Linked DNA regions of Mus musculus: region 2 is linked to region 1. A link is a loop called in an ENCODE intact Hi-C map of the cell type or tissue named here. Cell type or tissue: left cerebral cortex. All regions are shown on one strand. Each heading gives the region's core, and the rest is flanking DNA. Links, peaks and the distances in the headings are about the cores only. Region 1 overlaps 4930543E12Rik (RIKEN cDNA 4930543E12 gene). Region 2 holds the start of Rassf10 (Ras association (RalGDS/AF-6) domain family (N-terminal) member 10).

What was found. Peaks named below come from ENCODE experiments on the same cell type or tissue, not always from the same donor. Only the 100,000 strongest peaks of a DNase experiment are listed, where the experiment ranks them.
Region 2: a loop joins it to region 1, with 2.2 times the contacts of the local background. A loop is called at or near these places in 2 of 42 quality-filtered maps.

The regions. Positions count from the first base shown.
Region 1 is chr7:113,098,057-113,113,579 of GRCm38, reverse strand. It overlaps 4930543E12Rik (RIKEN cDNA 4930543E12 gene), which reads left to right. Exons shown (of 6, transcript NR_045978.1): 3 at 727-832; 4 at 10,831-10,928; 5 at 11,503-11,529; 6 at 12,442-13,344. Among named protein-coding and RNA genes, the nearest start is that of 4930543E12Rik, 36 kb to the left of the region's middle. In left cerebral cortex, for the core only: a CTCF peak has its summit at 8,040 (motif pointing left); no DNase peak of the experiment used is centred there.
Region 2 is chr7:112,949,291-112,964,813 of GRCm38, reverse strand. It overlaps Rassf10 (Ras association (RalGDS/AF-6) domain family (N-terminal) member 10), which reads right to left and starts at 10,852. Exons shown (of 1, transcript NM_175279.3): 1 at 7,356-10,852. The coding sequence starts at 10,620. The coding sequence ends at 9,094. In left cerebral cortex, for the core only: CTCF peaks have their summits at 8,657 and 9,579; a DNase peak (open chromatin) is centred at 10,899; H3K4me3 peaks cover 1,842 bases.

The DNA of each region.
Region 1 (15,523 bases), core at 4,532-12,531:
TGCAGAGCCACGATGGGCAGCAGGACAGAAAGAGCCATTCTTCATGTGGTCAGTGTGGGCTTCTGTCCAGCAGCTTAACCCTCACCGTATATCAGCTTGGGTTCTCAGTCTTTTCAGCTGAGCCCAGTGGCGCTGCCTGGCAGAAGGCACTGCCCCGTGACTGGAGGATGCTGTCAGGACAGCCCTGGGCATTTGCACTCCAAAAAGAGGGGTCTGCTCATATGACACAGAGGTGTCCCAAGGAGTGGCCCGTGACCCCCTATGTTGTCATAGTCAGATGTAACATACAGGTGGGAGTTCCAGCTGGAGACAGGGTCTGAGAAGAGACCAGCTGTATTGTACTCCAGCGCTCCTGAGAAAGTGGCTGGCTTACCAAGGGGACCTTCCCCCAGTAGTCTTCCTTTCCAGGTGTTAAAACATGAAGAACTGTGAACACAGAAGGTGGAGGGTGGGGTGAGAAAGAAAGGCAAGCAGGAAGAATTGGAGAACAGCACACTTGGCATTTCTCTTCTTGAGGGAGTCAGCTGTTGTCACACACACACACACACACACACACACACTACACAACTACATGGTTCTGTGCCATGCAAGGGGCTGAGAGTGGCACAGATGACTAGTGTCCCTCTCCCCCGGATCTCTTAATCTGAATTCCAACAGACCAATAGCCAGTTCCATTCTGCTTGGTTTGGGTATGGGTCAGCCTAAAGCTGTGTTCTTCATCCACAGGCACACACAGCACTCAGAGCCAGCCAGTGAGGGATTCAAAGGCCTACGGGGGAAACTTGGCAGACATGGGACCTCAGCTAACTCCCATAATCTCCCTGAGGATCAGGTGAGAATTTCTCATCTATAAAATTGGATAAACAAGCCAGGTTCATGGTTGGATGGCAAAGATTAGAAGACAGGGTGTGTGTAAAGTGCTTTAGTTATTTAGGGAGAGACGCGTGGATATGAGGCTGGAGAGAGACAGGGGCCAGGCCTGACAGTCACAACAAATGAGAATACCCCGTCTATCCCCCAAGCAATGGGAAGTCACAGAGGCTTCAGAAAAAGGTCCAAACTAGAGCTGGGACAACCAGTTAGTACCTGTTCTGGGCTCTAACCCTTTGGTTTCCTGACTTTCAAAACTACACCTACAAAGAATTTTTCTAAAACGATCTCACATGTAGATGTCTGACCTTGAATCCATTTTTGTCGCTAAGTTCAAATGTAGCTTTGTTGTTTTTACCTCAGTGGTAGAGAGAGACAACACAGAGATGGGCACATGCGTGGCCAGCACTTGACCACTAAACTTATAAACTCAACCCTTCAAATGTAGCCTCAATTCAGTTTTGGGTCATGAGTGCTCATGACCTATCTATGGCTGTGCATGGCATTGAACGCCAAGATGGTAAATAAGCCTCAGCTACTCATGGGTGGAGTGTGTATACTGAAAGCATTCTGGAGCTTGGAGTTAAGAGGCCAGGATTACTGAGCCGTGCCTGCTATGGATGGGTGCGGGTGGTTGACGGTATGTCTCCTGTCTCTGGTCTAGTGACTCTCACCTTCTGTATGCCAACCTTGCTGAATCCTGGTGCTGCTTAGACCAGCTTATCTTCAAATGTCTCTCACTAATGGATCCAAGTAGCAGGCATCTGTAGTTGTTTCTATGGTAGGAACTATAAGGAGAGTGACATTGTTTGTGGGACCACTGTACCAGCAAGGTGCTAATAGCAGTGACAATCCATGCATTCGTGTAAGAGACCATGCCTAGTAGCGGACACAGGAAAGCTGAAAGAAAAGGAGGTTGAATAGGAAGCTAGTGTGGGGCCCTGGGCCCAGCAACACTTGAGTGTCTTGTCCATGAGAGAGATACAAACCTGGGTCCAGAGCAGGGTGACTTAGGCCATCCTAGAGAAGCCTAGTGATAGACCTGGGAATACTGTCAGATGTTGGAGGGAATGCTAGACCTGGGAATACTGTCGGATGACTGAGGGAACGAAGGTGGGTTAAATGGAAGGCTGCACAGATAACTGATAGCTGGAATGGGCATGATGATGAGGTATCTGTTACTTGGCAGTTTTTTAAAATATGTAGGTAAAAAGGAAATCTCCAGTGACTTAGCTTTCTATCCCACTCAATGGATAGAAGTTGTTCAGGTCATGAGAGGAGGAAGGGAGTTCCAGGGGGCCATGCCAGGCCAGAGAAGCAAGAGCAGAGAAAAACGTGAGAACCACAAGGATGGCTCATGCGGCCGGAGCTTCAGACTGTGCAGCCTGTGCCTGCAGAGCCCAACCGAGAGCGGCCAATGTGCAGTTGCAGTTCCTAGCCTTGGCTTGAGCAGCAGTTAGCTAGTTGTAAACACACACACACACACACACACACACACACACACACACACACACACACACACACACACACACACGTCTTGATTGCACTCAGAGATACTGGTTCAATTGGTTTGGTGAGCAGCTGTGATACTGAGACCTTAAAATTACCCCAGGTGATTGATTTTAACAAGCAGCCAGGGCTGGAAACCATTGCTCAGGGACACAGAGTCCTTGAGCAATTAAAATGGCTTCCGCTTTGGTGATAGTGTTCTGGCAGGCTTATAATCAGAGACCAGCAGTGGGGAGGGGGGGACATGTAAGCATGGAAAATACATGTCCAGATGAAGCAACACAAGGGCTTTAATCAGACTTTGGCAGTGAGGTGACAGGGCACAGGTGTGACTTGAAAGGACAGAGAGGTAAGCAGAGAGACAGAGGGAAGAGCAGGTGGTCAGGTTTCTTGAGAGATGCTGAAGGCTTGAGAGAACAGAGCCTAGGAGAAGGAAACGTGAGCGTCTGCGTCCACCGCGGGGTGTGGGAAGCCGGAATGGAGATGTACGTTTAGCATGTCTTTGCTGAGTTAGAAACACCCGTTGACATTTTCCCACCCCTTGTGGTCTGGTGATGGATTTTTCAGCTTTTCTGGTTTTGTTCACAATAAGAATCAGGTGGTTCAGTGGTCAGCCTCAATTTCCTTCTGGAAGCTTCTGATCCGGAAGAAACTAGAAAGGAAAAGAATGGTGCATTTGTTACCCCAACATAGCCAGGAGAGCATGGTTCCAGCACAATATTCACACTTAAAAGGCAGTAGGGGTGGGGAAGCATGGAAAGATGGGGTCCATGCCTCGGTTGCTTCTGTCTTTCCTGGCCAGCATACTCTCTCTAGGTTTGGGGGCTTTCTTTAGCGTCTAAGTAGAGGCCACAACTGTGGTTCTCTTACAAAAGAAAAGAGTCCCTGTCAGTCCCTGCCCACCAACATCAGTTCCCTCTGCCTTGCACATATGGATATCGTGAACTTATTACCAATCTTCACCCTGGAGTGAAATTCCTCCTGTTTGAAATAGGATCACTTGAGTTGGGCTGTATGTCTTAGGATTTCTCTCTTCCCCTGTATGATGTGGATGGAGCATGACCCCAGCACTCAGGAGGTGGAAGCAAAAGATCAAGAGTTCACAGCCAGCCTCGGCTACATAGTGAGTTCAAAACCAGCTTAGACTACAGGAGACCTTGCTGCTGAGAGAGGGGAGGAGAACAAGAGAGAGCTTTAGAGAGGATGTGGTGGGAACAGTTTGGGATGTTATAGTACATATGTGCCCTAGACCTTAACGGGTAAGGATGATCATTCCATCTAGAGATCCCCAGAATGTCTGCCAACCTTGTTCAGCCCTCCCCCTTTTATGAGCATAGAGCCTACTGGAGCTCAGAAGAGAGAGAGAGATGGAAGTGGGTAACCAACAGACTCAAGCAGGGATCTGCTGTCCCTTTCTGGCTCTCCTCTGAAATCTAATCCTTAGCATTCATGAAAAGCAGGCTGGGAGGTGCCTGGTCTCAGGGAGGCAGGCCCTCTCTTCAGTCAAGGGAAAGAACTTGCCAAGAATGCCCATTCATTTAGCCTTGGTCCATGTCTCATTTGCATAGTTTGTATTACAAAGAAAAGGTCATAAATTCAGGTCTAGTTCCAAACTTTTTTTTTTTTTTGCTTTTGCCACTGGGTGGCCTCAAACTTGTAGCCAAGAATCACCTTCAATTTTTGATCCTCCTGCCTCTACCTTCCCAATGCTGGAATTATAGGCAATCACCACTACACCCAATTTTATACCACACTGGGGACTGGACCCTAGACAGGCACACTAGCAATGACAGGCCACATCCCCCAACCAACATTAGATTTTTAAAAAAAATATAAATATAACACTTAATCTGTGTTCATAAAGAGAATCAGGTTGTTCAGTGGTCAGCCCTAATTTCTTCCTGACAGCTTCTGACCTGTCAGAGACCAGAAAGGAAAAATGTCATGTGCTTGTCATGACAACCCAGCGAGGGTTCTGTAACACACTGTGAACACAAGACGTGATATTTTGTTTTTCTGAAAGCTTATTTTAGAGTCCCTCTCGTTTTCTTCTGTTTAAGTGTTGTTTGATAAAAGCTTAATGCTTACTTCACAGGAAATAAAAATAAATAAAAGCCTTCCATTTACAGACTTACTTAGGCTGCGGAAAAAAAATATTGAGTAACGAGTAAGAGATTAAGATAATACATCAAGTCAAAATACTGTGTGAGATCGAAACCTAACTTGCAGAAGTCAAAAGCAAGTGTCAACTGTTAGCAGACATACAGATATACAGACAGACAGATGTATCTCCTTAAGTAGCAGGGGGTTGGAGCTACGTGTCTGCCATTTATAACCCCTTGAGTAGGCTTCAAGTAATTACATGATTAAAAATCAAGACTGTGCTGTACAGTATATGATGAGAAGCTGTTTAACCAAGAACTGTTAGGAATGTAGACATAAAAATGCCTGTGGGCTGTCCAGAGGGCTCGATGGACACACATGCCTGCCACCGAACCCGGTGACATGAGCTTGACCCCCAAGATGCACACACTGTGGAAGGTGAAAACTAGCTTCTGCAGGTGACCTCTGACCCCTGCCTGTGTGCCTTGGCAGGCACACCCACACGCATGTGCTTACACACAGAAGGCCTTAAGACTGTAATACACATTTTTTTTAATGCTTTGCTTTCTCATATCACGAAGAGAGTTAGTTCCATTTCCTCTTGCCCTTTCCCACCTCACTGAGTTGCTGGACAAGAACTGAACTCAGAATCCATCATCCACGTTGAACCAAGGTTTTGGGTGACTTTGTTCCTTGCACTATTGACCCTTTGAAAAAAATAAAACAAGTTAGTTCCCAAAAGAAAAGAAAAACAAAAGCAGGGCTTGGAAGCTGGGGCAGGACGTGCTTGTTGGGCAAGCAGGAGGATCCGAGTTTAGTCCCCAGAACCTAGGTTCAAAATTCAGGCATGATGGTGCATGTTTGTGTTCCTAGAACTGGGGAGGCAGAGATAGGAGGACTCCTGGTCCTTCCTGGCCAGCCAGTCTGGTGTAATTGCTGAGGCCGAGATAATGTGAGGCCCTGTCTTGAAGGAGGGGCGTGGAGTCTGAGGATGACCCCCAAGGCTACTCTCTGGCCTTCATATTCATGTGCATGCACCCCGCCCCCCCAACACACATTCAGACTCATAAGTATACCAATGCCTATATGGGTTTTCAAATTAAAAAAAAAAGAATTTGTAGAGGTGTTTTGCCTGTATTTGTGTCTGTGTATCATGTGTGTGCCAGGTGCCTGAGGAGGCCAGAGACGAGCGGCAGATTCTCTGTAATTGAAATTGAACCACCTTGTGGGTGCTGGGAATTGAACCTGGGTCCTCTAGAAGAGCCACTAGTGTTCTTAACCACTGAAGAATCTCTCTAGCCCAACATTATCCTGAAAGAACCCGGTGGACATCAGTGGTCTAGGGGCCAATCCAGGGAGCACTTTGAACAACCTCAGCCCTCCTGCTTCTGCGCACTCCCAACTCATGCTCTCTCTCCCTTTAACGTGACAGCTCCTCTCCCATCTGGAGATGCGAACTGGGTGCGATGCAGAATGGAATGGCATGGGAAGCTTACCCATCGGCCTGGGACAGAAGCCACTGGCAGCACCAGTCTGTGGCTGAGGACCAGTGTCCTGGGGCATCCCACACAAAAACCAGAGGGACTTGAGGCTGTCAGCAAACACACTGCTCATGTCTCCAGCCAGTCCCCTCTGCCAGGCCAATCCAGACTTGACTCAAATGAAAAGTGTAGACATGTCTGGTGTAGGGATGTGGTACACACGTCACTCTGCCATTCACTCGTCTGACTTTAGGACATTTACAACTTTAGTCACAAGCAAGAACATGCTACTTTGTATATTAAATGCTATTTAGGTGTTTATGAACAGCTATGCGCAGGAGAAAAGGAAAAAACGGGTCAAGGACACATGCTTTTCTTTACCTTATTCCCTTTTACCTCTGTCTCTGTCCCTTTCCTGACCACATTAGGCCAACTTTCTCTCTCTCTCTCTCTCTCTCTCTCTCTCTCTCTCTCTGTGTGTGTGTGTGTGTGTGTGTGTGTGTGTGTGTGTGTGTGTATGTGTGTGTGTGTTAAAAGCTTTTAAAAACCCACAGGTTTGGCATGGTCTCCAGGTGACTTCTGGTCTCAAATTGTCCATCCATGATTTAGAAGCCCTACAGAACTCCTGCCATCCCCAAGTCTTTGTTAGACAGCCAAAAGCCTCCGGGCAGCCTCCCCAGATGTCGGCACCTTGGCAACGCCCTGGTTTGAACATGATTTTAATAGCGACTAATTCCCTCAGTGGTGGCACCCCCGCAAATGGCTCATCATGTCACAGGCAAGTTTCAACAGTCATGGAACCAGATGGGCATATTTTTCCAAACAATAGTGTTGCGGTGGCAAACAGCTAAGGCACGTCAGGGGCACAGCAGTGAGGCAGGTAGCAAGTGCGCGCTGGGATGAGTTATCTGCTTCTGGAGTGATCACTTATTTAAATCTTTAATTGCTTCTGAAGAGAAGGGAGTCATTTGCACCCATGGGCGTAGTTTTGGTTTGTTCGTGATACCCAGGAAGAAACTACATTCTGGGACTGTGGCTGCCAGAAGAGGAGACCAGTGTGTGTGTGTGTGGGGGGGCATGCCAGCTCCAAGTTGGGTTTGAATGTCTGGTCTCTCAGGGCAGCCCATCACCTTTTGTTTCTGATGTATCAGCTAGCACCCACCCTGTCCACTCCCTATCTCCTTCTGCTCCTGTGGACACTTTGGTACACCCTGGCTCAGGACTCTATGTTCTATAAAGAAAGTAGATGCCAGGAGGGTACGAAGGACAGTGTGCCCGAGGCCGAGATGTTTAGTGTCTATGATGTCAACCTCTAAGACATGTGGCATCACTCCAACATCTGTCATTTACCTTGTAGCTGCCTATAAACTAATTTGCCAATGGATCAGGGTTCACATTAACTCTAGTTGGGGTTCAGTTTAGGCTAAGAATATAACAGCACAGGTGTCATGTGGAAATTGGGCTCATAAAAGGCTCTCTTGACTTCACTCATTTCCCTGTGATATCAGCAGTCCCTAATCACCCCCAACACAGCAGATTCCTAAGCCAAAGCTTTGTGTATTCTGGCCTTAAGGCTACCAAGCAAATACAGACACTTGTGGGGGATGTCTGTGGCGGGGGGTGAGATCCAGGACACCTCTCCCCAATTATACTCAAGTTCACAGCTTGTGAGGTCCACTATATGAATTGTCATGGGACTTGCACATAGCTTGCTGACATCCCACAAGCACTTTAAATAACTTCTGAATTCTTTCTAATACCCAGTACAGTGTATCACTATGTATGTGGGTGTTTCCCTGGGTCACTTGCAAGCAGCAATGTCTGAGTGTGTTCAGTATTCCTGCAACATTTTTCTGAGAAAGTATTTCAGCTCTTGGTTGGACACATCTGTAGATGTGTAACTTGTAGGTATGGAGAGTCAATTGCATTTTTTAAAAATATAAAATATGGACTAGAGAGATGGCTGAACTTGCTGCTCTTGCAGAGGTCCTGAGCTTGGTTCCTAACATCCATGCCCAGGGGCTCAGTAACACCTTTAACACCCGCTTTAGGGAATCTAACTCCCTCTTCTGGCCACCATAGGAACTGTACTCACATGTACATACAAATACAATTAATTTTAAAAAATATAAAAATGACTGAGTATGTGCACTGTACATGGTGTTTTTACACATAAGTGTATAATACATGTTGAATATGTATCACAGACTTCTACTTTTTTGTACTCATCCTGTCCTATTAGTCCTCTTTGTCCCCCTAGCTAGTTTCATATCTACTTTCAATGTCATCTATGCATACATGATTTTATGTATCTGCACAAAATTTAGGAGTCACACATAATAGAAAACGCCTAGTATTTGTCTGAGATTGATTTGTGTTTAATATGATATCCTCCAGTTACATCCATTTCCTGTAAACAACAGAACATTCTTCTTTATGGATGATAAACTAATCTATTGTGCAATTCTTTATCTATTCCTCTGTTGATGGGCACTTAAGCTTGTTCCATTACTTAGCTATACTGAACAGTGCCACAATAAACATTGATGTGCAAATATTTCTGTGATATATTGATTTAGAGACGTCAGGTACACCCTACGAGTTGATATGGATGAATCTTATAGTAGATCTCATTTTAGTTTTGTGAGAAACTCCTATACTGATGTTATTAGAGGCTGGACAGAATTCTTTATATTTCCTCCATCAGTGTCCTTTTTGTCTACATCCTCACCAGGACTTGTGATTATTATTATTATTTTTTTTTATAATGATGCTGATGGCTAGTGAGATTGAGCCTTCTTTAATGTACACTGCTCATTTGTTCTTAATCTTTTGAGAACCATCTGTTAACTTCATTGGCTCCATTGCTGATTCAGTTGTCAGATTTTTTTCCTGTTTAGGTTTTTGTTGTTGTTGTTCCTTATATATTCGGGAGACTAATCCTCTGTTAGATGGACAACATCTTGGTTATTTTCTGTTGCTGTGATAAAATGCCCTCGCAATAAGCACCTTAAAGGAGAAATGGTTTAGTTTGGCTTAGTCAAGAAAGATGCAGTCCATTCTGGCAGCAGGCATGGAAGGCATGCTGGTAGGTGCAGGGGGCTGGCTCATTACACCGCAGCCACACTCTGCAAATGGGGAAAGAGGAACAGGAAGTAGGCTGGGCTACTAGCCCTCAAGGCCCCGCCCCCAGTGACTTATTTCCTCTGGAAAGGTTCCGCCTCCTACAACCTTTGCAAACTGTTTTAAGGTTTAAGTGGCCAAGTGTTTTAAGCATGTAAGCCTACGGAGAACATTTCACATTTAAATCAAAACATCGCTAAATGTCGTTTTCTTCCACTCTTGAGGCTCTCTCTTAATCAATTAGCTGTTTCTTTTGCTGTTTGCAGCTTTTTACTCTGTGATTTCTAGTTGCATCGATAAGGTGTTTGTATTGTTCATCCTAGTCTGGGAAAACACCTATATCTTGGAGTGTTTTCGTTACTTTTCCCTCCAACAGACTCAGAGTTTCAGGTCTTGTGTTGAGGTATTTGACCCAAATGAAGGTGAGAGATAGGGATCTATTTTTATTCTTCTATGTATACATACTCACTTTCCTCCACGCCATTGGCTGAGCAAAGTGTCTTCAATCCACTGTATCTTTTTGATATCTTTGTTTTAAAAATGGTGGTTTCATTTGTGTGGGTTTCCATCTGGGTCCTCTGTTCTGTTCATTGCTCTCTGATCTATATTTGTTATGATGGCTCTGCAGTATATTTTGATCAGGTTTGGTGATACCACCAGGAGCAATCTTTTTGCTCAGTAGTACTTTGGCTATTCAAGATCTTTTGTACTTCCATGTTAGGCTCTCCACCCGCTATCGGCCCCCCGCCCGTTTATACAAAGAATGGCATTAGAATTTTGATGGGAATTGCATTGGACCTGTACAATGCTTTTGGTAACATATCCACTTTCACAACATGAACTCTTCCAATCTATGAGCATGGACATCTGTCCATTGTCTAGTGTCTTCCTCAATTTCTTTCTTCGGTGCTTAAAATTTTTGATTCTAGATGCATTTCATTACTTTGGTTGCATGTGTTCCAAGGCGATTTGCTTGTTTTCTTTTTCTTTTTGTTCAAGCCATTATGAATGGGATGTTTCCCCAATTTCTCTTTTAGCATGTTTGTTGTTGCTCTATGGGAAAGTCACTGATTTTTTTTTAATTGATAGTTTGAAACAGCATCTCATAACCCACAGTGGAGACAAATTCACTGTACAGCTGAGTGCGACCATTGCCTTCTGATTTCCCTGAGGGCCTTTACTTCCTGTGAGGCGGATTACAGGTACCGCTGAATCTGCTTTATTGAGTGCTGGAGACGGAACCCAGGGCTTTGTGAGTCCTAGGTAGCATTCTGCCACCCGAGCTGAACCCGAGCCTTAGGCTGCTATTCCTGCATGTAAGTTTTCTATCATCCATTTTGCTGCAAGTATTTAGCAGAGCTAAGAGTTTTCTGGGAGAGGGTTTAGGATCTCTTCTGTATAGAAGGGCATCATTCATAAATGAGGATTCATTAACTTCTTCCTCTCTTTCCTTTTATTGCTTTCTCTTATTTTCTTTCTCTAGCTAGGATTTTAGTACATTTTAAGTAACAGTGGAGAAAGTGGATCCCCTTATCTTGCTCCTGATTTTAGTGGAAGTGATTTGAATTTTCCCTAGCTGTGCGCCACGACATTGGCTTTAACTTTGTCATATATGACATTTGTTATGCTGGGATGTGTTCTAGTCTCCTCGGGGCTTTTACTATGAATGGATGGTGGCAATTGTGAGAAGCCCTTTCCACATATACTGAATGGTCATGTGATTTCTGTCCCTGGGTCAGTTTAGGTGGCATATTACCTTTATTGGTTTGCAAGTGTTGAACCATTCCTGCATCACTGGGACGAAGGCAACCTGCGCGTGATGAGTGGTATTCTTTATGTAAGGTGAGTGATCTTTAGAATTGAAAAATGCTTGTTTTACAAATATTCTACTGGGAATTTCTGCATGTTTGTTAGGGAGAATTGTGTATAATTTTTTTCTTTGTTGTGTCACTATCCGGCTTTGGTATCAGGATAGCACCAGCTTCATAAACAGAGTTTGGTAGGTAGTGCTCCTTCTTGGTCTGGCTTTTGGATAATTTCAGAAGCATTTGTGTTAGTTCTTGAAAGAACTTGAAGATTCAACAGTGAATCCCCCTCAGCCTGGACTGTCCTTTTAACTTGGGGGATTTAAAAAATTTACTGCTTCAGCTAGCCTTGGTGGCATACACTTTTAATCCCAGCACTCAGGAAGAAGAGGACGGTAAATCTCTGTAAATTCAAGGCCAGTCTTTATCCTCAAAGTGAGCTCCAGGCTAGTCAGGGCCACACAGTAAGATTCCGTGCCAGAAAACAAACGAGAACAAAATACTGCTTTAAGTTCATTACTTATTATAATTGTATTTAAATTGTTTGCCTCACTTTGGGGTCATTTTGGTAAACCATGTAGGTTAATAATCACTTTTTTTTTTCTTTCTAGATTTTCCAATTTAGTGGACTACATAAGGTATGTTCTAATGATTTTCTGAATTTCGTTGGTATCTGTTTTACTTTTTGAGTTTGTTTTGTTTGTTTGTTTGTTGATGTTTGTCTAAAAGTTTTCCAAGTGGCAGGTTTAGGAAGAATCCCTGCCTCAAAGAAGTAGACAATATTCAGCAGGCTCCTCGTGCCTCTGCACATGAGCATAGAGAGATGCATCTACAATATACATGTGTACACACTCAGACACACAACACACACACAGTACAGTATACATGGGTATACACTCAGACACACAACACACATACACACAGCACAATATACATGTGTATACACTCAGACACACAACACACATACACACAGCACAATATACATGTGTATACACTCAGACACACAACACACACACAGCACAATATACATGTGTATACCCTCAGACACACAACACACACACAGCACAATATACATGTGTATACACTCAGACACACAACACACACACAGCACAATATACATGTGTATACCCTCAGACACACAACACACACACAGCACAATATACATGTGTATACACTCAGACACACAACACACACACACAGCACAATATACATGTGTATATACACTCAGACACACAACACACACACAGCACACAGCACAATATACATGTGTATACACTCAGACACACACACACACACACAGCACAATATACATGTGTATACACTCAGACACACAACACACATATACAGATGGATAAGTAAACACTTCACAATATTAATTAAAATTTAAAAAATCCACAAATAATATAAAAACAGGAAGTCGCATGGGACAAAGCTAGCCTGCTGGAGTGTCTGTGCTATTAATGAAGGGGGAGTGAGTGAGCAGGGGAGGGAACTGGACAGTCGCTGTCACAATGCAGTTCCAACCTTCACTCTTCACTGTTTCTTCTCAGGCTCCCAGATGTCACTCACTGAGGAGTTACAGATGCTGGACACACCTCTGCAGCCTGTCAGTGTTTGGATTTCAAATGCTGGTCATGTCCCAGTGGCTCTTTCAGACATCACACTGGCTACTACGTATCCTGTCTCTCTCTGTTCCCCCTGCAGACTCTGGCTCCTGCCAGGTTTCTGCCTCAAAGAATACGGGAAGGTTCTGATTCGGTTTCTTTCCCATGGTCTAGAGGTGTTCAGGTTTCAGTAAATGGTCCCATGATTCTTGCTCTGTATTCTCCGAGGGTGCAATCCAGGAAAGGCTAGGAGCCACAAAGCCACTGCCTCAGCCCCAGGACTTTTTAAAAAGATGTCTTGTCCCACTTTGGTGGAGAGATGAGAAGAGAGTGGTCCTAGTATCTCCCCTCCCTACTACTGTACTCAAATGTTGCCTCTCTTCTTCCCTTCTTTTTCCCCCTCTGTCTTTTCAAAATGTCTGTCACTGAGAGCACAGTGCCAGTTTTCCATGGCTCTGGTCCCTCCTGCTCCCGAGCACACCAACCCCTCAGGGACTGTTCTTTTTCCTGTTCTGGTCTATTTGATACTACAGGACGCGTAGAACATCTTCAGTGTTTTTCAGAGTTGATCAACATGTTGATTTTTATAATCAACCATGCTTTGCGTAAATACGTAAAAAATGTGAGTAGTGCGCAGAGAGCCATTTTCAAACATTACTGGAATTTGTCTTAATCCAGAGCCAAAAATCATTCTAGATTTTAAAATTATTTTTAAACTCAAGTCAGAAACTCAAATCATGATTTTTTGCAATCAAATATTTTAGCCCACTATAATCCAAAGACATACTTACATGATATATGTTGAAAAATGAAGCTAGGAAACTATTAAAAGTTTTTTTTTTTGCATACTTAAGCCATTATGTTTCTATAAGAACAGAAAAGTTTGTGTGTACAGTAAAGACACTGCAGTTCATAACATAAGTCTTTTACATTTTTATTTATTTATGTGTGATTGTGTCAGGGTGTATGGGGGGACAAGCCACATGTGCTCCTGTCAAGGTCAGAGGATTGTGTCAGGGTGTATGGGGGGACAAGCCACATGTGCTCCTGTCAAGGTCAGAGGACAACCCAGAAGTTGGTTCTCTCCTTCCACCAAGTAGGTTCCAGGGATCGAACTCAGGTCATCAGACTTGGTAGTTTGTGCCTTTATCTGCTAAGCCAGGTCACTCCCCCTCCCCAATAGAGCTATCTTAAATCTGAACTGAGGCATTTCAGGCAGGCATTAGTATTAGTGAGTAAACCTTCTAGGAGAGGCTCATCTGGAGACTATCCGGATGCCACAAGACTACGGGTGACAGTCTCTCTGATCCTTGAGGTACAACCCCGATGCTGTGTCTTATTCTTAATGTCATAATGTACATATTCTTAATGTAAGTCCCTGTTCCACTTGGGGAAGTGTAAATGAATGTGGGTGATAGTAAAATATTTGGCAATAGTGAAAGATTTCTGAATGTGCCATGACAAAATTCAGAGTCAAACATGGAATGAATTCAAGGTCATACAATTTACTGCAGCCTCAGTTTTGAACACAGAACATGTGTACTGTGCAAGCTGGGCATGAGCTGTGTTTCTTAGCACTGGTGTCTTCAGAAAGCTGCCCAAAGTCCTAGAATCCCCTCTGCACCCTGCCCCCGCCCCCGGGACTGCCTTTCCCAAAGCCAGTGACCAAAGCTATGGAGAACACGATGGAGCCATGCTGTACGTTGTAATCTCAACTTGGAAATGATGTTCATAACTTCTGATGTATTTTACTGGGCAGACAAGGCAATCATGGTACACCCAGGGCAGGACTACACAAGAGTGTGAATTCCAGGAAGTGGGGATTGATGGGGAGCACTTTGGAGCTAACTACCATAACTCCATGAAACCTGAGACTGTCCTTGGGTTTGGGGTGAGGCCCAAGGCTTTTTTTCTAGCAGGTGCCCAGGTGATGCTGACACCATTCAGCCAGGATCTATGCTCGGAGAGACTCTGGTTTGTCCCTTACTCTCTCTTTTTTTTTTTTTTTTTTTTTTGTACTTCATGAATTCAGGTCCCACAAACATGGGAAAAATGAGGAGCAGGAAAAAATGTACACAAGAAATATGTATAGAGTCTCTAGTATGTGTTAGATGCTAGGCATAGATCTCTGCTTTCATTGTCTGGTTTTAGCACAACAAACCCTGCATATTTATCACTCACCATTTATGAATGAGGAAATTAAAACCAAGTGAGGAGAGGCAACTTGCCCAAGTTCATCTGATAACTTGCCCAACAGTTATCAAGTGGGGGAGGACTTGAAACCAGCTCTGTATAACCAAGTAGCCCCAAGCCTGTTTTTTGAATTCTAAATAGACTTTTTTCCTTTAAAAAGGTACTAGATGTGTTGCTATGTCCCTACCACATGATATAATTCATGTTTTAAACTATACCAACTGGATTTGTGGCTATAGGCTAAAATTTAACCTTAGTTTCATTTGAAGACTTAGTAAGCACAATGTTTCTAAGTGAAATGGAATATATATTGTATATGCACAGCCTTTTTTGTTGTTTATTGTTAGAGACAATGTCTTACCATGTGACCCCAGCTAGCCTGGAACTTGTTTTGTAGACCAGGCTGGCCATGAACTCACTGAGATGTGTTTTATGCAGTCCTTTGCAAATTGCTGAGAGCTTTATATTTGCCAGGCATGGTGGTGCATGCCTTTAATCCCAGCACCCAGGAGGCAGAAGCAGGAAGATTTCTGTACATTCGAGGTCAGTCTGGCTACATAGTGAGTTCCAACACAGCTAGTGCTGCACTATAAGGCTCATCTCAAAAAACAAATACTAGGAACCCTGCTAGACATGGTGGTATTCACTTGTAATTCTAGATATTTGGGAGGCCAAGGCAGGAGGGACCAGTCAAGGCTAAATATTGAGACCCTGTCCCTAAAGACAGCCAACCAAAATAACTGATGGTTAACTATTAGTAAGAGCTGTCTGGACTCCTACTGATAGGAGAAGTAGTTTTTTATATACTGCTTTCTGAATAGATTTAGCTTCAGGG
Region 2 (15,523 bases), core at 5,136-13,135, 150 kb after region 1:
CCTACATCAGGCAGCTTGCAACTGCCTGTAACACAGCTCCAGGGGATCTGACACTCTTGGCTTATAGGAACACCTGTATATACACATAAATAATTTTTTAAAAACTGCCTTTTTAAAATCACAATAGAACAGGCAAAAATAACAGAAAGAAAACTAGAAAATTCACAAATAATGTGGCGATTAAACAGCAAACTCTGAATGAATCCATCAAAGAAGGAATCACAGGTGAAGTTAAGAATCCTTGTAGCAGATGAAAACAAAACACTGTTCCCAGCAGAGCCCTGGGTTGTATGAGTGGGGAAATCGAGCTGAGCACAAACAAGTACGTAAATAAGCATGTGTGCATTCATTTTGCCTCTACTCTCGACTGTGGATGTGGTGTGACCAGCTGTTTGGAGTTCCTACCTTGACTTCCCCATAATGGCAGGATGTCATCTGTTATTATAAGTTGAAATAAATCCTTTCTCTCCTATGCTGTTTCTCATCAGGGTATTTCATCACAACAGAAATGAAACAAGTACTGAGTATCAAAGCAACTAGGATGCAGCTAAAGCTGTGCTAAGAGTAACATTCATAGCAGTAAACACATGGGTTGGCACAAAAAGGTCTTAGATTGGTCTCTTAACTACCTTAAGTGTCTAGAAAAGGAGGAGTAAGCTAAGCTCAAAGCAGAGGACAACAAAGATGAAAGCAAGAATGAGAGACATAAAGACTAGGAAAGTGAGGATGGGGTGGGGAAGCAGCTGGAGAGATACTCAGGGGTTGGAGCTCTTCCAGAAGACCTGAGTTCAGTTCCCAGCACCCACAGCAGGCAGATCACCATGGCCTACAACCCCTGCTCCAAGGGATCCAAACACTCTGTTCTGGCCTCCATGAGTGCCTGCGCACACATGCCTATAAACACACAGAGATTCATACTTAAAAACAAATACTTTTTTAAAGGACAGTGGTAATGGGAGGGGGAAACGAAGAAGGGATCAACCCTACACAAAGAATTACAGGCAGTTAAGGAATGTTGCGAGCAGGAGAAAATCCTTCTGGGAAAGAGCACACTAATTGGTTATCCAACACCAAATGGTCAGCCCTGAAAACATACATCCCACATTATACACTGAGTAGGTTATACTTACATTTTTAGGAATATATATGCAAAATACATATAAATAAGTTATAGAGATAGATAGATAGATAGATAGATAGATAGATAGATAGATAGATGTCAAGAAAATAGTCAAGAAATTGAAATAAAAATAGTCCAAATCAGAAAGAAACAATACCTCTTCTTGCAAATGGCACATTTTTACATAGACTATCATAAAGATCACATTCATGTGCAGACACACAAGCATGGCTGACCAATAAGTTTAGCAAAGTTTCAGTGAATAAAAGCCAACATAATTCTCTTCACTGACAATAAACATCCTAGAAAGGAAAGTGAGAAAACAGTTCCATTTGCTATAACACCCAGAATAAAAAAATTTAAATAAAATACTCAGGAATGATTTTGGCAGAGGTAAAACTTTGGATACAGAAAACTATACAATTGCTGCAATAAACTAAAGACAAGATAGATAGATAGATAGATAGATAGATAGATAGATAGATAGATAGATAGATAGATAAACTGTTTACAGATTAGGAGATTAATAATGTTACCATGCTTCTTTAGTTACTTTTCCTGTTGCTGTAACTAAAATACCCTGGCAGAGAAAGAAGGGGCTCCCTCTGGGTCATGGGGACATCCGCTGTCAAGAAGCAGAGGATGATGAGTGCTTTTGCTCAGCTCTCTTGCTCCTTTGTATACAGTTCAGGGTCCCAGCCTAGGGATTGGTGCTACCCTCTCTGGGCTGGATTCCCATCTTGATTGTCTAGACAAGATAATCCCTCACAGGCATGCCCAGAGGGCTTCTCTAGCGGGTGATTCTAGACTCTAGAATCTAGAGCAGTGGTTCTCAACCTGTGGATTAAGACTCCTTGGGGGGGGGGGGTGGATCAAATGACCCTTTCACAGGAGCCGCCTAAGACCATCAGAAAACACAGAGGTTTACCTTATGATTCATAATGCTTGCAAAAATTACAGTTATGAAGTATCAATGAAAATAAGTTTATGGTTGGGGTTCACCACAACATGAGGAACTGTGTTAAAGGGTCTCAGTGCTAGAAAAAGTAATTCACTGGCCTAGAGCCTTCAAGCTGATGGTTGACTTAACCATCTGAGAAGGCAATGTTGTAATTTAGATCTGCTATGACCCCCGAAAGCCTCTGGGACCCATCATACTGCAATTGGGATGTTGTGGAAACTTACAAGGGTAGATCTAATGGAAAGTTTTGAGTCATGAGGGGCATGTCCTCAGAGAGGTTGTAGGATTCTGGCCATTTCCTAGTCCTTTCTCTTCTTACTTCCTGGCCATGAGAATGAACTGTTTGTTCCATCATGACCTCCCTGACACAATGTGCTTTCTCCACACAGGTCCAAAACTGATCATGGATTGAAACTTCCAAAACTCGGAGACCAAATAGACCTTTTGTCTTTTTAAGTTGATTTCTTAAAGTATTTCGTTGCAGTAATAGAATGCCAACCAGCACAGGGAGCATGCAGTGAAGTCAAATAAGATAGAGGAACGCCATTGAGCATCTTCAGGGTTGAAGTGTGATCTGAATAAATAAGTAGAGTGGACTCAATTCTGCAGTCTTTACTGAGGTTCATGTCGGCCTGAGAGAAGGGCCTTTAGGTGGAAGACCAACAACTCCAATCCAGCTAAGAAACTCAGATACCATCCTAGATGCTCTGGGGACATACAATACGTGTTAAATGATTCACAAGAGGAATAGATAAAAGGGCAGAGGAGGGGGCAGTGGTCTTCAGGTCTTATTCCACATAGGGGGGAATGTGACCAAGGATGTCCTTAACCCAGCTACACAGGTTTAAATGCATGGGAACAGGGTCTTGTAGGGCACAGTAACTCTTGCCCCTGACTCTTCCCTAAGATACCTGTATGGAGTGGCTTAATAGAAAAGATTCAGTTAAAAGTTCTGGGTAGACTGGGGTGTGGTCAGTTGGCAGAGTGCTTGCCTAGCATGCAGGAGACCCTGGGTTCTATCCCCAGCACCACATAAGCTTGCATAGTGTTGCATGTCTGTACTTCCAGTACTCATCTGAGGTCAGGGAGTCAGGAGCTCAAAGTCACTCTTGGCCACATAAAGAGTTCAAAGCTGGGCTGAGCTACATGAGACCCTGTCAATAAAACTAAAAAGCTAGAGACAGCTCTGGCACAGCTTGGGTTGTCACCATCAATGACTTCATGTATCTGGCCACACAACTCTCCCTCTCCCCTCTCCCTCTCCCTCTCCCTCTCCCTCTCCCCTCTCCCCTCTCCCCTCTCCCTCTCCCTCTCCCTCTCCCTCTCCCCTCTCCCCTCTCCCCTCTCCCCTCTCCCCTCTCCCCTCTCCCCTCTCCCCTCCCCCTCTCCCTTTCTCTTCCTCTTCTGTTTGAGACAAGGTCTACATAGCTTTGGCTGTTCTGGAACTCACTATGTAAACCAGGCTGGGCTTGAACTCACAGAGATCCACCTGCCTCTGGCTGCCAAGTGCTGGGACTAAAGGTGTGTGCCACTGTGCCTGTCCTTCTAATTCTCCGAGCCACTCAAATATTTCCTGGGAATGTCTCACCTCTGTCTTGTGCTAAATCTTCACCTGATAGATAATCACTAGCTCTGAAATATGGGGGAGATGGTTCCTCCTCTCTGGAGGAAACAACTGAACAAGATGACTGCTCTCTCACAGGTCTGCAGAGCTCTCTGTGCAGGTGGCTGGCATGTGTGCTGGATGTGAGGTCAGGCTTGTGCTGGAATCTCCTGTCAGCTTTGTGAGTGAGTGAGTGTGTGTGTGTGTGTGTGTGTGTGTGTGTGTGTGTGTGTGTGTGGTTTTTAAAGATGGGTTTCTATATGTAATAGCCTTGGCTGTCCTGGAACTCACTGTGTAGACCAGGTTGGCCTCAAACTCAGAGATCCACCTGACTCTGCCTCCCAAGTGCTGGGATTAAAGGTGAATGCCACCACCATTCCCTGATCATGTCAGCTATTGATCAGAAAGACAAACTTAGTTTCATTGTAAAAAGTGGAGATCCAAAAGGCCTGCCTCACAGGGAGATACATGCCGTCCTATGATGTAGTCTATTGGAAAAATTCAGACAACAGTGGCTTCCCTATCTACCCTCTTGTCCTTCCTGTAGGGAAGTACATTGGGCAAATGTTTCCACACTGGAGACTTCACTTCCCTTTTCAAAAATTTAAGGATGGGCTGGCAAGATGGCTAGGTGGGTAAAGATACTTGCTGCCACGCCCAGTAACCTGACTACCACCAGAACCCACATAGCGCAAGAAAAGAACTGACTCCCGAAAAGGATTCTCAGATTTCCATACATAATGTGGCATGTGCCCATTAATAATAAATACAAGTTAAAAAAAAAAAAGAGGGGGAAACTAGTCTAAGAACTGAATGATACATGGAAAGTAAAATTTTAAATTAAAAAGAATTTAAAACTGAGCCCAGGTGCTAGAAAGAAAACCCCAGACAAACATAAACTGTTAGCAGCTGTTAATTAGCAACTTGGCCTGTGTGTTTATTGTGTTTACATTTAATTTTTGGTAAAGGTTTGTAAAGAGAAACACAATGTATTCATGACATCACCTTCTAAGAATCACCGTTCCGCTAGACTGAGATGAAAAAGATAATTGTTTGTTTTTATAACTCTAGTTCTTCTGTTATCTTCTTTGTCCTGTGCCTATGAAGCCTTGGCCCCTCCCACTCTCACATCATTGGCCAACTCTGATAGGAGACAAGATTGCTAGCTGGTAAATCAATCTATCCAGAGAAGAAAGAAAAAAATGAAAAGAGCACTATGCCCTCTTCTTCCTCCTCTTCCTCTTGTCCTCCTCCTCCTCCTCCTCTTCTTTACCTTCCTTTCCTTTCCTTTCCTTTCCTTTCCTTTCCTTTCCTTTCCTTTCCTTTCCTTTCCTTTCCTTTCCTTTCCTTTCCTCTCCTTTCCTCTCCTTTTCTTTTTAAAGTCAGGATCTCATGTAGCCCAGGTTGGCCTCAAACTCACTGTGTGACTTTGAATCTTTGACCCTCCTCCTTCACCTGTTGAATGCTGGGATTATAGTTATGACCCACTGGGTCTGGTTTCACATGTGCTGAGGATCAAAGCCAGAGCTGGGCAACTCTACCAAGTGAGTTACACCCCTAGGCCCTGCCATGTCATCCTAACTCATCAGTAAAGGCTTCCGTCCTTGTTGTGATTTTAGACCAAAGCTGAGACCTTGAGCATTTACCCAAGCGCTCTGTCACCAAACTGCACCCCGGTCGACGAAACACCTCTACCAACTGGCCCAGCTTGTTACAAAGACACTTTAAGATGGTGATGTTCAGCCCTGATTTTGAGGCTATGAGAATTAATAAATTTTGATGAAACTATTTTTTAACAAACAAAACCCAATATCTAGTGACATCTAGGATAAAGTGGGCACTTTTATGCATAGCTTAATTAGAATAAATTGTTTGAAAAGCAGCATGGCAAAGACACCTGAAGCATATAAATGCATCTCCTCTCGAAGGTGAGAATTCTCTTCCTGGGAATCTTTTGAGAGAAGTGAGGGGGGGGGGTCCCCAAAGCAGATGCGCTCATAAAGGAGCCTAACACAGAGTTATCTTACAATAGTTAGAATGTGGGCTAACAACGTGGGCTGTCACAGAAACTATGAAGCTCAAGAGAGTTTGGCCACAGTATGGGGTCAAAGCAGGCATGCAATCTTATCAAAACTATGTGTAACAATAGAGCAACATAGGAAAACTTCAAAATGCACAAAAAATCCTGAAGGGAACTTTGGCAAATGTTGGCAGTAACAGGCTTTCTGTGGTAAGAGCCTGAATGTGGCGGCTCTTCTTTCTTTCCAAAATTCATGTTGTTTCCACGTTTTTCATCAAGATTGTGCTGTGCAGCTTTTCTAAGGAAGAAACTATTAATAAAAATAATAACCATTCTTTAAAAAAACATTGTGTGTGTGTGTGTGTACACATGCATACACTCACTTGAATGTGTATGTGTGTGCTCCTGTGAGGTCACAGGTGTATGATCAGGCACCTCTGAGGAGGCCAGGGGACAACTTGCAGGAATCAGTTCTCTCCTTCCACCATGTGTGACCGGAGGATCAAACTTCTGTCAGGCTTGGTATCAAGGGCCTTTTACTCACTAAGTCGTCATCTCCTGGGCCTAATGACCATATTTTATAGAAGGAAGTCAGCATAGTAAGGCCACATGGGATGCTGGGTTGTGAGAGCACCCCGAATGGGATGCATAGGAACACACACACACAGTGGATCGTCCTAATTCCAGAAGAAAGATGGGGCTAGCTGGGAAGGAGCTTATGGCGTTTTCTGTTCTCTTCGAAAGGGTGCTGGATTTCCATAGGGCCTGGGAGCACCCAGAGAACAGGAGTCCCCTTCCCAGGGACAGTGTCTGCCGTGTTGACTCACCTTTAGTGTCACGGGCATTATCTATATGCAGGAAAATGGAAAACACTCATTCATCAGTGAGACTTCAAGCCTACACACATGGTTGTGACAAGAACTTTTTACAAAAGGAACCACTGCCTCTCCTCCCGCCTCCAATCCTCTTCTCTCCTACTCACACAGAGAATACCTCTTAGGAAGAGAATTGATTGGAACGAAAGAAAAAAAGGAGAAAACTATCCTTTGTTAGAAGCAAAGCCCCCCAGCTGTCTGAAGCATTTTCTTTAAAGCAGGGCAACCTCTTCATGTGTTAGGGACAGAGAATGTTCTCCAAACCCCCGCAGGCCCTCCTCCTGTGATGTGGCATGTTTGCTTTGCAGGTTTCAGGCATATTTGCTGACGTCAGCGACCCATCAAAGTTTAAAATAATAATAGTCAAAAGGAAAACAGCTCCTTTCTGCCAGGCAGTCGCGCTCTGCCAACTTCTATGTTCCTTCTAAGTTAATAAACGTCCAAGAACCACCCCCCCACAACCCTAGGGGGAAGAAAAAAAAAAAGCATGATAATTTAAAAAACCACCAGGTCAGCCCATTGCCAGCATAAACCATTCAGACAGGTGGCATTTGTCACACTCTAATGAGGATTTTACCTCTGCCTCCACAGGCAGGCTGTCATTAAGCTTTGTGTCTACCGAATCAAATGACTGGGAAGGGGGAGGCTCTTTTGGTCAGTTTTTTTTTTTCCCCTTCCTCTTTTGAATGACGCCACAGAACCAAGTGTAAGGATGTTTTCTGCATCAGACAAGACTACGCAACATAACGATACCAAATAAAGTCTCTCAAAAAGTATCAAGTATTTAAGAAAACTCTTTTCATTTTGATTTTGCTTGAACATCTGAAACCGGTCGCCTGTGTTATAATCCTACGGTGGCATCAGAGTGGGGACAGTCTGTGAAAAGGGGACGTTCCAATAGCGAATTGAGGAGTTCAGGAGGACATGCTCCCATTGGGGACACTCAGACAGGTGATCACGAATGGGAAGAAACAGTTCCAAATCCCACGCTTCTGTACATATCTTTGCATGTCATTGTGGGAACGGTAGCCAGCCCCTCACTAGTTCAGTTGATACCAGCCTTCTGCGCCTCACTGACAACACACACACACACACACACACACACCATTGTTAATACTTCCTCTGGACAGATTAGATCCACATTCCTCAGAAAGTACTTGGCTCCACAGGGAAATGGACAAGCAGGCTCCTTCCACTGGCCCAACAGCTAACTACAACTGATAGGTTTAAATTGAAATACCTGGAACAATTACACCGAGTGCTCCCCAGCACTCTCACCAGCTACAGGAGACAATGTCACCCTTATATCTCCCCCCTCCACGCACAGAGGAATGGCCAACCAGGGGCAACTTTTAAGTCTTAACTCAGCTTCATGCACTTTCCCCATGGCTCCCTGCTATCTATGGTTATTCTATTTGTTTACCCACCGTGGCCTATCAGATTCCTCCCCCCCCCCTTTTGGGGCCTTTGCTAGTAAACCCTGCTGTTTGCACCTGAAGTTAATTGGCACTTGCAGTTTACTTGAGAACCAGAACCTCATCTCCAACCGAAGATACTGAAGTTGGACTTGGGTCTGGGTAAAATTCATGAAGATCATAGCTGGTGTTTAATCACGGAGCTGTAGTTAGCAGCTAAACACTATGCGGAGATTCTTACTTCCAACTTGTAGCTGACACCAGAACGTTCTTTGAAAACAGCAAAGCAGGCTGCACCCCCTTCTGCAGCTCCCCCTTCTTAACTGTAATTGAATCATGAATTACAAGCCAGCACCTCTGCCTTTGCAGAAACACACCCCAAAAAGCCAGACTACATTTTTACCCTGGATTATGTATGCCAGGATTTTATAACTCAAAGTGCTATGTTTCAGGCTGAAGGTGGGGAGCCTTTAACACAATGTATTTAGTAAGGAGAGGCCCAGCCTTGCATCCCAGTGCAGTTTGGCCTTTGACAGAAATAAAAGGCAAATGATTTAGCAGATGGGTAATTCCCAAACCTGAAGAAATGTAAACAGTCAGGATTTTGATGCCTATGGGTTTTATCAAAGATGTTAAGCAAGGCAGAGACCAACACTAGTGCGCCCTCTTTGGCTAGTTTGAACACGTTTCCAGTCACAATTAACATTCAAGGAATTTCCTTTCCATCCAAGTGTTTTCTTTTAGCAGCACTTTATGCCACAGACCAAAGTTCTAGCTGTCATCAGTCCTTCCCATGCACAGGAGTGGTAAAAAAAAAATGTCCCGTAATGTTTTCCTTTTCTCTTGTTTTGAAAATGGGCTTGGACCTCATCACTTACCTAATGTGTTTTTAAAAAACAGGGAGGGGTTCTCACCTCCTGACTCCACTTCCCTCTAAAGCTTAGAAGCTTAGGGCTTCCTTGTCCAGGACCCTCCTTCACACTCACTCTCCAGACCCATCCGTGGGAACTCTGAGCTCACCCCCATGGCCTCACTTCATGTCCCTGAGCAGGCCAAACCAGTGCATTCTGCAAGCGTCTAAGCTTGCTCCCTACTACTTCTACACAAGGGATTCACACACAGGGGGTACCGAGTCTGAGTCTTGGCTATGCATGGAGCTCAGCCCAGTATCTGAGTCCTCATCGTTGCCCGGGCAACTCTTAGCCAGTCCCCGGGCCTGGTCTACCCACATTTCTGCACAGGTCTGAGGCTGAGGTTCGCGAGAGGGTCCGCTGGAACCCAGAGCCCCATCATGCACCACCGTCTGCTCAAAAGTGTGCAAACTCTGGAGAAGGCCCTGAAGCTCGCGCTCCTTAATGTCCCTCTGCTGCTGGCTGTAATCCAAGTCCGCCTTGACGGCCTCCAGGTCCGTGCTGAGCCTCAGCCCGATGTAAAGGCTGGTGCTGAGCTGCGTCCTGACCCGCTCCTGCTCCAGCAGCAGCTCGCCATCCGGACCACCATCGGGCTCTAGGGACTCCTCTCGAGCCGCCAGCTCCTCATTGCGCCGCTGCATCCAGCGCTGGTTCAGTTCCTCCTGGATCTCGGCGGACAGGCGCTCTAGCAACTCCTCCTGCTGGGCGCGCTCCTCCTGCAGCCGCACCAGGTCGTCACAGCGCCTGGCCAGCTCCTCCAACGCTGCCGCCTGCGCCTCGCTGTCCAGGGGTGCCGCCGGTTCTGTCCCCTTCTCCTCCAGTGTCGCATCTTCCGGCTCCCCTTCAGGAGTTTGTCCGTCCAGGTCGATGCCGGCCCCCACTAGATAGGTATCCTGCACGTAGTTGACTCCGTGCCTCCGCATGCGGTCTAGGTGCACCTTGGCTTCGTAGCGGTCTATCTCGCGGTCCAGCTCCCGGAGCCGCTGCACCTGCTGGCGAATCGTGTGGTCCTGCGACAGCACCAGATGCACCAGCGTCTCCATACGTTCTACCGACGCGCTCTCGTGGGTCCGAGCAGACGACGAGCAGGACGAGGCGGTGGACGACGACGTGGACGAACAAGGTGACGACGGCTGCTGCTGGCGCCTCCGGTTGAGCTTGGCCAGTTTGCGGAAGGCCTTGCGTACCACCCGCCGCTGCTTCTCCTGGGTCAAGGCCAGGCTGGGCCGTGCTGGGGCGCCCCGGGCCAAGCAGGGGCGCTCGCGGCTGAGCACTACCCGCGCCTCGGCGCTGCGCGGTCCGGCGTTGGGCAGCGACGCTTCGCTGCGCACCAGCACGAAGCGTACATTCTCCTGCTCGTCGCCCCAAGCAGTCCAGAGGCGCAAGATCCGCGTCTTGTTGGGCAGGATGCGCTCAAAGCCGCGCCACTTCTCCACAATGCAATAGCACTGCGGGGGCCCACATAGCATGCCCGGGGGCATCGCGTCGTCGTCATCCTCGTCGTTTTCGTCCGGGGGCTCGGGCAGCTCCAACTGGCCCGAAGGGTCTTCCGTCAAGCCCCGTCGCTGGCCCCGCCGCTGCCTGCAGCGCCGCCGGCAGCCGTCCTCCAAAAGCACCCGCACCACGTCCGAGCAGGTGGTGCGGCGGGAGAGGCCGGACACCAGCTTCTCCTCCTGGCAGATCCACACCGATATCTTCTTCTCCGAAGGATCCATGGCGCAACCGGGACGTGAGGAGCAAGTCCGGCTAGGTGCAATTAGGGCAGCAGGGCCAGCGCGGGCAACCTGGCAGCTCCCGAACTGCAGTAGAATCCGTGACCCTGTCTCCGGCCTCACTAGCCTTTCTCCCGGACTATGTACTGAAATCGGGCAGCGGCTGCTTTCGGCTCGGACGGCGGACTCTCCCAAAGCAGCACGCCGGGGCTCAGGTTCCAGCGGCTCTGGCTCTGCCCGCGGTGCCCGAGGCCTCCGGGTTTTGCTCCTCCCCACCTGGCTCCACCTCTTCCCGCCCCCCAGCGCCCTGAGCCGCTGCTGAGAGCACCGCAGGCGGGGCGCCCAAACTCGCCCCTCCCAGCCCTGCGGACGGGTCTGCCCCTGGCTCAGGTTACTGGCGTCCAGTTCCTAGTTTTTTCCACTCAGAGCAAAGATGGACTCCCGGGACCTTTCTGATACAAGGCCTGGAGCCTTCACCTCTAGGCATCAGCTCTGCGCCTGGAGCCCGCACCTCTGCGCCTCCCTGGGCTCAGCTACGCCTTGCCTCTAGACTTGGTTGGAAACACCTTAACCCGATGTGCGTGGTCTTGTGCCTTCTGTACAATGCACTTTGCACAGACGGGGAAACTGAGGCACCTAACAGTTTCTACTAGAGACGTTGTGATCCACTACCTGACCAGCTCACCTTTGTAAGCGCTGCCTCTAAACCTTCCAGTCTTCCTCAACCACAGTGGGGTCCATGATCAGATTTGCAATGATCTAAGGGTGGTACCCAATTCCCCATAGGTCAGATCTGTAGGTCCCCACTTTGCCCCTCCACTTCCCACAGCCTTGTTGACAGAGAAGTCAGGGCCAAACCTAAATTGATCACCAGTCCTGACTCCAAAGGGGAAACCGAGGCTATTACTATGACTGTTCCCATTGCATCTAAATGTCGTCTGGAAGTGATGAGAATCAAGTATCAGAACAGAAGAAATTCAAAGCCACTCTAATCGAAGCTTAAAACCCTCTCAGTGAAAGGCTTGTCCAGGGAAGCCCAGATCTGACAGCTCACTCCCCTGCCTCAAGACCTTGGATGTCTCATTATTTCTTGGAAAGTGCTTTGGTCGATTGAATGATTCCTTCCTGGAACATTTGCTGGGTTCCCACTGTGCTCTAAGTCCAGTGCAAGTGGTGTGATGATGAGCAAGCCTCCTGGCCTGCCAGCAGCTCACCATAGCTCAAGAGACATTTCCAATCAGTCTGGCGGTTCCTCAGAAAACTGGACATAGTACTACCGGAGGATCCAGCAATACCTCTCCTGGGCATATATCCAGAAGATGCCCCAACAGGTAAGAAGGACACATGCTCCACTATGTTCATAGCAGCCTTATTTATAATAGCCAGAAGCTGGAAAGAACCTAGATGCCCCTCAACAGAGGAATGGATACAGAAAATGTGGTACATCTACACAATGGAGTACTACTCAGCTATTAAAAAGAATGAATTTATGAAATTCCTAGCCAAATGGATGGACCTGGAGGGCATCATCCTGAGTGAGGTAACACATTCACAAAGAAACTCACACAATATGTATTCACTGATAAGTGGATATTAGCCCCAAACCTAGGATACCCAAGATATAAGATATAATTTGCTAAACACATGAAACTCAAGGAGAATGAAGACTGAAGTGTGGACACTATGCCCCTCCTTAGATTTGGGAACAAAACACCCATGGAAGGAGTTACAGAGACGGAGTTTGGAGCTGAGATGAAAGGATGGACCATGTAGAGACTGCCATAGCCAGGGATCCACCCCATAATCAGCATCCAAACGCTGACACCATTGCATACACTAGCAAGATTTTATTGAAAGGACGCAGATGTAGCTGTCTCTTGTGAGACTATGCCGGGGCCCAGCAAACACAGAAGTGGATGCTCACAGTCAGCTAATGGATGGATCATAGGGCTCCCAATGGAGGAGCTAGAGAAAGTAGCCAAGGAGCTAAAGGGATCTGCAACCCTATAGGTGGAACAACATTATGAGCTAACCAGTACCCCGGAGCTCTTGACTCTAGCTGCATATATATCAAAAGATGGCCTAGTCGGCCATCACTGGAAAGAGAGGCCCATTGGACTTACAAACTTTATATGCCCCAGTACAGGGGAATACCAGGGCCAAAAAGGGGGAGTGGGTGGGCAGGGGAGTGGGGGTGGGTGGATATGGGGGACTTTTGGTATAGCATTGGAAATGTAAATGAGTTAAATACCTAATAAAAAATGGAAAAAAAAATAAAAAATAAAAAGAAAAAAAAATAAAAATAAAAATACACAAGTAAGAAATTAAAAAAAAAAAAAAAAAAAAGAGACATTTCCAGTACCAGGCAAACACAATACCTTGTGTTTCTGACCAGGGAAGTCACCATGTAGTAAGAGAGCATGCCTGGACGCTGCTTGGCAGCCTGGACCCCATCTGGGAGAATCTGCAAAGGCTCCCTTCCCATCAAGGGTACCATCTGAGGCAAGAGAAAAAAAAAAAAAGAACCATTTGGGACTGCCAAAGGACTAAGAGATGGGGTACATTGCAGGCAGAGGAATCAGATGTTCAAACTCAAAAGAATCAAGAGAACATGGCAGTCACCGGGCCACACAGAGTTACATGAAGAAGAATCTGCCAAAGATAAGCTAAAAGGACCAGGTCAGGAAGGGTCCTTAATTCCATGCATACGCTTTCAAATGTATCCGAAGCATAGTCAGACACTGGAGGTTTACACTGAATGCTTTTACTTATCGTGACCTTAAGGAAAATATGTAATACTTCTGAATCGTATCTGTAAAGTGGTGATACTTTAAGAAGTAACTGCTATAAGGATTAAATATCAGGTCCTGGTAAGTGTATAGCAGAAGTTTTCATTGAAAGGTTAGAAAGCTGGGAGGTATGAGCTTTTCATTGCTATAAAATGGATTGCCATGAAGTTAGTAGCTGAAAGCAACACTCACACATGATTGCACTCTTCTGAGGTCTCAGGTTGTACTTGTCTTGGCTACACGGAGTGTCCCAGGTTAAAGATAGGGTGTTTCTGCTGGTAGAGTTTGGGATGGAGAGGGACACCACTTCAAACCCACTCGGATGTGTTTCCAGAAACCACTTCACTTCCATTGTGGCACTGAAGTCCCCATCTTCTTGGTGACCTTCATTAGAACCTCTCTCAGCCTCTTATAGATTCTTCCCATGTGTAAGTGTCTGCCCCATTGAAAGCAGTAATGGCAGGTCAGAACCACCCAGTCCTCTTGGCATCTTATCATCCTGGCATCATCCTTTGCTAACAGTGAGAGAAAAATCTGCTTGTAAAAGGTTGGCTTCATCAGGCAGACCCACCTGGAGAAACTATATTAAGGTCGACTGATTAGTCACTGCGCCGGCTAGATTTATGTCAACTTGACACAGGATAAAGTCATCAGAGAGGAGGGAGTCTCAATTGAGAAAATGTCTCTATAAGATTGGATTGTAGGAGGCTTGTAGGGCATTTTCGTAATTTTTGATTGACGGGGTAGGGCCCGGCCCATTGTGGGTGGGGCCATTCCTCTGCAGGTGGTCCAGGGTTCTAAAAGAAAGCTGGCTGAGCAGACAGACCATAGGGAGTAGGCAAGCAGCACTCCTTCATGGCCCCTGCATCAGCTCCCCACTCCATATTCCTGCCTGGCTCGAGTTCCTGGCCTCAGTGTTTCAGATGGTGAGCTTAATATGGAACTGTGAGTGAGATAAACCTTTTTCTTCCCAAGTTGCTTTTGCCATGGTTTTTCATCACAGCAAAGAGACCTTAAAACAGTCACCATAACTATATCTACACACTTGGATTGTGTGATGTCACGGACGCCAGAGCAATGACCAGAGTGGAGGAAGTAGAGAACCATGGGCCTGCTTGAGACACTTCCCACTGTGGGGCTTAATCACGTAGTCAGACCTTCACTTTTGAACCATCGTACTGTATGGGACCACAGGGCCGGGAGGAGTGGAGTGACAGGCTAGACGGCCCTTAAAAGAATGTCCTACTCAGCCCAGTGGTGATGGTGCACGGCTTTAATCTCAGAGCTCAGGAGGCAGAGGCAGGTGGATCTCTGTGGAGTTCAAGGCCAGCCTAGTCAACAGAGCAAGTTCCAGGACAGAGAAACCCTGCCCCCCCTCCCAAAAAAAAAACCCCACTCATGAAAAGAAGAGATGGTGGGCTCTGTTGCCTATAAAAAAAGAAAGACATTTGTGCATGGTCATGTAGCAGTATTTCTAAGTGTGGGTTCTAGAGGTCATCCCAACTGCATTTGCATTGAGGGGAACTCTCCTGTCCTTTCACTCAGCAGTAGTAAGTATCTGAAGTAAATGACTCCAACCCTCTAAGCAGGCAAGCAGGCAATGGTTCTAGAAGCAGCACACTCCAGCTGAGCACCTTCTAACTCAATCTCATTCTGATGCTGTCTCTCTGGAGAGCTCAGTCCCTAAGACTGCCCCCTACCCCACCTCAGACAACAGCTACAAGCCCAGGCTTGAACTGAGGGTCAAATGGAGGGGTGCAGGGCAAGATGGAGGAGGAGGAGTGGAGTGCTACCGTGTCGCTCTCCAGGGACCTCCATTTATTCAGCTGTCCAAAGTTCACCAACTTGATTGTTTGGGGAAGTCCTGTCGTTAGATAGGCGTGATGGATGAAGGCAATGGGCTCTGATGGCCAACTTAAACTTCGGCTTTTCTTCCCTCCCAGGAGGCTGAGGAACGGGAATTGAGACTGCAGCCCTCTAAGTCTGAGACCCACCCGGTATCCATTCTAGAGGCTTCCCAAAGCATCATCTCTCATGGGCTCCCCCAAAACAAAAGCTCGTCTGCCGCTGTCTTCACTCTGGAGCTGCCATCAAGAACCAAGGACAAAAGACCAAAT